3 separate regions of the Homo sapiens genome follow, and regions 1 and 2 are each linked to region 3. Evidence: read pairs that join two places in POLR2A ChIA-PET (ENCODE). Cell type or tissue: Panc1. All regions are shown on one strand. Region 1 has its middle 11 kb from the start of MAOB. Region 2 has its middle 58 kb from the start of MIR221. Region 3 overlaps MIR222HG (miR222/221 cluster host gene).

The links. Peaks named below come from ENCODE experiments on the same cell type or tissue, not always from the same donor. Only the 100,000 strongest peaks of a DNase experiment are listed, where the experiment ranks them.
Region 1: POLR2A ChIA-PET joins it to region 3 with 8 read pairs; 2 of 35 experiments call an interaction of 5 or more read pairs at or near these places.
Region 2: POLR2A ChIA-PET joins it to region 3 with 10 read pairs; 2 of 35 experiments call an interaction of 5 or more read pairs at or near these places.

Annotation. Positions count from the first base shown.
Region 1 is chrX:43,892,011-43,894,510 of GRCh38, forward strand. No RefSeq gene overlaps it. Among named protein-coding and RNA genes, the nearest start is that of MAOB, 11 kb to the left of the region's middle. In Panc1, no CTCF peak of the experiment used is centred here; no DNase peak of the experiment used is centred here.
Region 2 is chrX:45,687,464-45,689,963 of GRCh38, forward strand. No RefSeq gene overlaps it. Among named protein-coding and RNA genes, the nearest start is that of MIR221, 58 kb to the right of the region's middle. In Panc1, no CTCF peak of the experiment used is centred here; no DNase peak of the experiment used is centred here.
Region 3 is chrX:45,753,758-45,756,257 of GRCh38, forward strand. It overlaps MIR222HG (miR222/221 cluster host gene), which reads right to left. Exons shown (of 2, transcript NR_170290.1): 2 at 1-2,500. Among named protein-coding and RNA genes, the nearest start is that of MIR222, 7.9 kb to the left of the region's middle. In Panc1, no CTCF peak of the experiment used is centred here; no DNase peak of the experiment used is centred here; H3K27ac peaks cover 358 bases.

The DNA of each region.
Region 1 (2,500 bases), 1.9 Mb before region 3:
TATGTCATAACAGCATGGTGGTTATATTAGAAATGTCCTTGTCAAATAGAGATGCATACTTAAGTATTAGAGGATGAAATGACACAGTGTTTGAGTTTTGGTGTAAAGCACTCTAGGAAAAAAAATAGTGGTGGCTAGTAGATAAAACAAAACTGGCAAAACAGTGACAGGTGTTGAAGCTGAGTGAGAGGTGCATGGGGGATTTATTATATTATTCTTTCTACTTGTATGAATTTATGAAAATTTTCAGAATAAAATGTTTTAATAGTGTATTGACTATAATTTTATTAAACATATTTTACTATGCTCAAATGATTTGAAAGTTGGTAACCAGTTGGTAACTTTGTGCAACTAGGTTGAGTAATAGAGGATTTGCTATAGTCTAAAGAAAATAAAGTTTTTGCATCTTTCTTACTCTGGTGAATCATTCAGTTTATTTTTTCTCCACCTGGAAATTCCCTGGAAAAAAATACAAATAAACCTTTCTACCTCCTCAAGACACATGAAAATTTAACACCTTTTAATCTTTAGAGGACTAGTGATGTGAGTCACAGAGCTGGTAAAGATCTTTGGAGCCATTTGTACAACCCCTCTGTTACCTCCCTCCAGCAGCCTACCTAAAGCCTTGGAGGCAAAGAACAAGGTCAGCAGCAGGCAGGCTCAAACAGTGAGGGAATAGAATACCCAGAGGTCTCGAAATAGGAACAGGAAGTAATGTCATCTCTAAAATTTCCTTCTGTTAACAACAGCACCCATTTGTACAGCCAAGATGAGAACTCAGAACTCCTGGCTAAGAAAAGCAAGTATAAAAAAGCTCAAATATTGTGAAGTCACATTTTATGTGATGTAGCTCCTGTTTGTATAGTATTCTGCTATATGTGGGACATTTACTGGTAAATACCAGGTAGCAGAACATTTTCAAGGTCCAAAAAGCACTACTCAGAGTTGGTGTTGCAAATAGAAATTGACCTGCTGAAATCAGGTTGGGTGCTATTTTGCAAAAATTGCTTTCTTGGCGTTCAAGTGAAGTCATTTCATCAAGTGCTGAGATTTTAGGGAAATCCCAGTAATTTTCAGTCATAATATTCACTGTAGAACTAGAAAAATGGTCATTTATTGCAAAGTGCTACAGTGAAAAAAATATTATTTGAGGTATAATTTCCATGGTTAATTATCTAAGTAATTGAGGTTAGAACAAGTTGTTTCTCTACGTTACCAACATACCAATGCCTTATGTAAAACTCAGGTTTGGAATGTAAGGAACTAAAAGGCAACTCATCTGCCCTATCCTTCCGCAAAACAAAACAAAACAAAACAAAAACAAAAACAAATGTAGGACCGGCCTCCTCTCCTAATGTGATATTTAGGAGTCATATCCTAAACTCCACCATTTCCTGGAAGTCTGTTCTTTACTTTAGATCACAGTTGATTTAGCTATGATGTGAATATGAACTAGTATTAGGTTGGTGCAAACATAATTGTGTTTTTTGCCATTAAAAGTAATGGTAAAAAACCATTGGCCAGGTGCCATTACTCACACCTGTAATCCTAGCACTTTGGGAGGCCGAGGTGGGCCGAACGCCTGAGGTCAGGAGTTCAGGAGCAGCCTGGCCAACATGGCAAAATCCTGTCTCTATTAAAAATACAAAAATTAGCCAGTTGTGGTGGGGGGCTCCTGTAATCCCAGCTACTCGGGAGGCTGAGGCAGGAGAATCGCTTGAACCCGGGAGGCGGACTTTGCAGTGAGCCAAGATCAAGCCATTGAACTCCAGCCTGGGTGACAAGAGCAAAACTTCGTCTCAAAAAAGAAAAGAAAAGAAAAGAAATAAAAGAAAAGAAAAAAGAAACCACAATTACATACCTTTGGACCAGCTAATATAAATAGTCACTGTCCCTATCTTTGGAGGAAGAATAACTTTCTACCTACATTAAAGGAATAAGACAACTGATTGCTTATTTGGGTACTGACTGTACATCCAGTTCTGTGTCACATGTCCTTGGAGATGTAGGGAAAATATTAGAGAGCCTTTGCCCTAAAGAGGGTTGCCATATTGAACAAATAAAAATATAGATGCCCAGTTAAATTTGAATTTCAGATAATCAATGAATAAAATTTTAAGATATATTTTCCCATGCAACATTTGCCACATACTCATACTAAAAAAATTATTTAATGTCTCTCTGAAATTCAAATTTAGGTAGATGTCCTGTATTTTTTCTGGCAACCCAGTCTCCCAAAAATATTTATTTCTGGTTCAGGAAGAGAAATCAACACATGGAAATCAATTTGAGAGTAATAAGGAGTAGAATATAATCAAATGTTATATTATGGGGCACAAAAAAGGCGAAGTGTTAACAAAAGTGGAACTCCTCCAACAGGCAATATGCTACTCAAGGAACTATGTCTTTTGGGATTTTTCCTAAGTCCCCAGACCTTAGCACAGTGGCAGTGGTGTTTAATGGATCCTTAATGTGTTTAATAAATGAGCAAATAAATAAT
Region 2 (2,500 bases), 66 kb before region 3:
TGCGTGAGCCACCGCGCCCGGCCTCGCCCTCAATCTTTTTTTAACTTTTATTTTAAGTGCAGGGGTACATGTGCTCGTTTGTTATATAGGTAAACTTGAGTCATGCAGGATTATAGTACAGATTATTTCATCACCCAGGTATTAAGCCTAGTGCCCATTAGTTATTTTTCCTGATCCTCTTCCTTTTCCAGCCCTCCACTCTCCAACTGACCCCAGTGTGTGTTGTTCCTCTCTATGTGTCTATGTGTTCTCATCATTTAGCTCCCACTTATAAGCGACAATATGCGGTATTTTCTTTTCTGTTCCTGTGTTAGTTTGCTAAGGTCTCCAGCTCCATCACTGTTCCTGCAAAGAACATAATCCTGTACTTTTTAATGGCTGCATAGTATTCCATGGTGTACATGTACCACATTTTCTTTATCCAGTCTATCATTAATGGGCATTTAGGTTGATTCCATGCCTTTGCTATTCTGAATAGTGCTGCAATGAACATATGTGTGCGTGTGTCTTTATAATAGAATGATTTACATTTCTTTGGGTAGATACTCAGTAATGGGATTGCTGGGTCAAAGGGTATTTCTGTTTTTAGGTTTCTGCGGAATTGCCACACCGTCTTCCACAATGGTTGAACTAATTTATGCTCCCACCAACAGTGTATAAGCATTCCTTTTTATCTGCAACCTCGCCAGCATCTGCTATTTTTTTACTTTTTAATAATAGCCATTCTGACTGGTGTGAGATGGTATCTCATTGTGGTTTTGATTTGCATTTCTGTAATGATCAGAGATCTTGAGCTTTTTATCATGTGATTGTTGGCTGCATGTATGTCCTCTTTTGAAAAGTGTCTGTTCATGTCCTTTGCCTACTTTTTATGGGGTTGTTTGTTTTCTTGTAGATTTGTTTAAGTTCCTTATAGATGCTGGATATTAGACCTTTGTTAGATGCATTGTTTGCAAACTTTTTCTCCCATTCTTTAGGTTGTCTGTTTACTCTGTTGATACTCACCTTTGCTGCACAGAAGCTCTTTAGTCTAATCAGTTCCCATTTGTCTATTTTTGCTTTTGTTGCAATTGTTTTTGGCGTCTTTGTCATGAAATCTTTGCCCGTTCCTTTGTCCAGGATGGTATTGCCTTGGTTGCCTTCCAGGATTTTTACAGTTTTGGGTTTTACATTTAAGTCTTTAATCCATCTTGAGTTAATTTTTGTATATGGTGTAAAGAAGGGGTCCAGTTTCAATCTTCTGCATATGGCTAGCCACTTATCCCAACACCATTTACTGAATAGGGAATCCTTTTCCCATTGCTTGTTTTTGTCAGGTTTTCTGAAGATCAGAGAGTTGTGAGTGTGTGGGGTTATCTCTGGGTTCTCTATTCTGTTCCATTGGTCCATGTGTCTGTTTTTGTACTAGTACCATGCTGTTTTGGTAACTTTCACCCTGTAGTATAATTTGAAGGCGAGTAGCATGATGTTTCCAGCTTTGTTCTTTCTGCTTAGGATTGCTTGGGCTATTCAGGCTCTTCTTTGTTTCCATACAAATTTTGAAATAGTTTTTTCTAGTTATGTGAAGAATCTCGATGGTAGTTTCATAGGAATTGCATTGAATCTATAAATTGCTTTGGACAGTATGGTCATTTTTATGATATTGATTCTTCCTATCCATGAGCATGGGATGTTTTTCCATTTGTTTGTGTCATCTCTCATTTCTTTGAGTAGCATTTTGTAATTCTCCTTGAAGAGATCCTTCACTTCCCTTGTTACCTGTATTCTGAGGTGTTTTATTCTTTTGTGCCTGTCCCTAATCTTAGCCCCCTCCTTCCTCTGAAAATAACTATCCTGACTTGCTTTTCTTTGTAGTTTTGTCTCCAAAGAGTACATACTTACTTATTCTAGTTTAATCTTGCCCATTAAAAAAACTGAAGTCACTTACTTGACAGTTTTCTTCTCCATCTGTTTCTTTTTCTCATGATCTGTTGAATAACTGGGGCAATTGATGATATGGTTTGGATCTGTGTCTCGGCCATATCTCATGCTGAATTGTAATCCCAAATGTTGGAGGTAGGGCCTAGTGGGAGGGATTTTGGTCACGTGGGCAGATACCTCATGGCTTGGTGTTTTCCTTGATGTAGTGTGTGAATTCTTTGAGATCTGGTTGTAAAATGTGTCACCTCCCACCAACTCTCTCGCTCTTGCTCCTGTTTTTGCAATGCGAAGTGCCTGCCCCAACTTAGCCTTCCAACATGAGTAAAACTCCCTGAGTCCTCCCCAGAACCTGAGCAGATGCTGGTGCCATGCTTCCTGGACAGCTTACAGAACAGTGAGCCAATTAAACTTATTTTCTTTATAAATTACCTAGCCCTGGGTATTTATTTATAGCTACACAATGGACTAACACAGAAAGTTGGTACTGAGGAGTGGGGTCTTGTTATAAAGATACCTTAAAATGTGAAAGCAGCTTTGGAACTGGGTAAGGCAGAGGTTGGAAGAGTGTGGAGGGTGCAGA
Region 3 (2,500 bases):
GCGGGGTGGGGAGAGCAGCAGCAGCAAACTTTATCACTAGGTTGAAAGGGGAAATAACAGAAACAAAACTGCTGTTTGTATTGATGGCAGTCACACAGGGGAAATCTGGTTCCTCTTTCTATGAGTGAAGAAAGAGGTCAGGGGAGGTACTTGGCACTAAAGGATGATATAACCTTGAAAGGACTGGCTCAGGGAGGACAAGAGAATGGTGTGTGTGTGTGTGTGTGTGTGTGTGTGTGTGTGTGTGTGTGTGAAGGGGAGACCTGGTGGAGTGTGAATGGCAATATGCTATGGGAGTCGTTTTCACTCAAAAAGGAATAGCAAAACCCTCTCATACAGAGAAAATGACAGGGCGCAAGGAGCTCAAAAATGAAGAGGAGCCTTCCACTTCTAACAAGAACACACTAGATGTAAATTGGCAATGCTGAAAGAGCAGTGAGTCCCAGAGCCAGAAGGAACTTTCCTAAGGTATCCAGCCCGTGGATAGTCTAAATGTCCCACGTAGATGTGACAAGCCAGGAATGATCCCAATTTACCTAGCTCCAGAATTGCCTGATCTTCTTCTTGACTCAATGCCCCCAACCTCACATTCATCCCCTTGCTTCCCATTTCTAGCTAGTAGGTAACAGCACTGAGCCCGTTCAAATTTCTCACAGACAGTCTCTATTCATTCTGACATTATCTCTCCAGTAAGTCCTACTCTGGTTATCAAACTTTCTGTAGTCTGGAGAACAAACAAATCCCTAATATGGTCATTCTTTTCATGCTGAGAGATCAAACTCATCCTATTACTGGGATCAGTAATAGTAAATGCAACCCTGACACCGACAGGAGAGAGTCGTCAGGTACATTACCACTTTTCTTCACAGCTGCCCCTATGAATGCCATGAAGGACCACGGAATTAGGGATGGAATAAATTCGAGGATTTGATGAAAAACAAAACAAAAAAATAGGGCTCCCTTTGATTGTCATCCTTAGACAAAATTTGATACTCTTTGCACTACCATATGATTATATCCCCTGATTTTCTAAGATTAAAGTCCATTAGAGTTAGAAATTGGAACTCTCAAGCCGAAGTCAAGAAAACAAATCATGTCTGGTTTTAGAGGTGCCAGAATGATACAATGGACTTTGGAGACTTCGGGGAAAGGGTGGGAGGCGGGTGAGGGATAAAATACTACAAATTGGGGCTGCGCGTGGTGGCTCACGCCTGTAATCCCAGCACTTTGGGAGGACAAGGTGGGCGGATCACAAGGTCAGGAGCTCGAGACCATCCTGGTTAACACGGTGAAACCCCGTCTCTACTAAAAATACAAAAAATTAGCCGAGTGTGGTGGCGGGTGCCTGTAGTCCCAGCTACTCAGGAGGCTGAGGCAGGAGAATGGCATGAACCCGGGAGGCGGAGCTTGCAGTGAGCCGAGATTGCACCCCTGCACTCCTGCCTGGGTGACAGAGTGAGACTTGTCTCAAAAAAAAAAAAAACTAAAAATTGGGTACAGTGTATACTGCTCGGGTGATGGGTACACCCAAATCTCACAAATCACCACTGAAAAACTTACTCATGTAACCAAACACCACCTGTTCCCCCAAAACCAACAGAAATTTTAAAAAATTTAATTTAATTTAAAAGAAATCAATATATGAAAAAAGAAAAAAAAAAAAAAAAAAAAGAAGTGCCAGTCGGGACAGACAGAGAACTCTCAGGAAAACTGCTCATTTTGCCAATACATCAAATAGTTATTTAAAAAAAAAACAAAACATTTTCTAAAGTGTGTTAGAGGGCTAGTGAAGAGAGAAGGCCATCGAAAATGATGAAGAATAAGGAGGAGAGATGTACAGGCAACACAACCAAGGAGAAAAGGAGGATGCCAGACATGGGTCAATCTTGTTAGCTAAGTAAACCTCAATGGTATCTGCCTCTAAGCTCTGTTTGGTGAGTCTCTGGGACCCAACTAATGATGGTTTAGTGTCCTTTAAAGAAGAATTTAAAATAATCCAGTACATAGGATTTCTTATTGTGCAACTTTCCAATTCTGAAGGAAGCTATAGGGCAACTAATGTTAACTAAACTGCTATGTCTCCCTGTTGGGTTTGCAAAGCCACTCAGTACTGTGTGATCAGTAACCCAGGAACAAAGAGGGCAGTCACACAGTAACATCAACACCCACTGGGTACACAGAGTTGCCCACTTTTCATGACTCTTCCACGTGTAAGGGTCACAAACTTGGGAAGCTGGTGGCTGTGTTATTACCCATTTAGAAACGGGGAAACAGAGGATTAGAGGGAATTATCATCTTGAACATCTCATATTTTTAAAAAGGAACTCTAATAACTACCTGACAAATTGGTGAGTGAAGAGTCTTAGCCAAACACTCAATGACAATAGTTTGAGGAAGAAGCAAAGTGTAGTAGTTAGAATGGTGATTTCTGAGCAAGAAGATGGGGGCTCTGTATTCCTGGCCAAGTAGCTTGGCTTCTCTGGGTCTCAGTTTGCTGCCA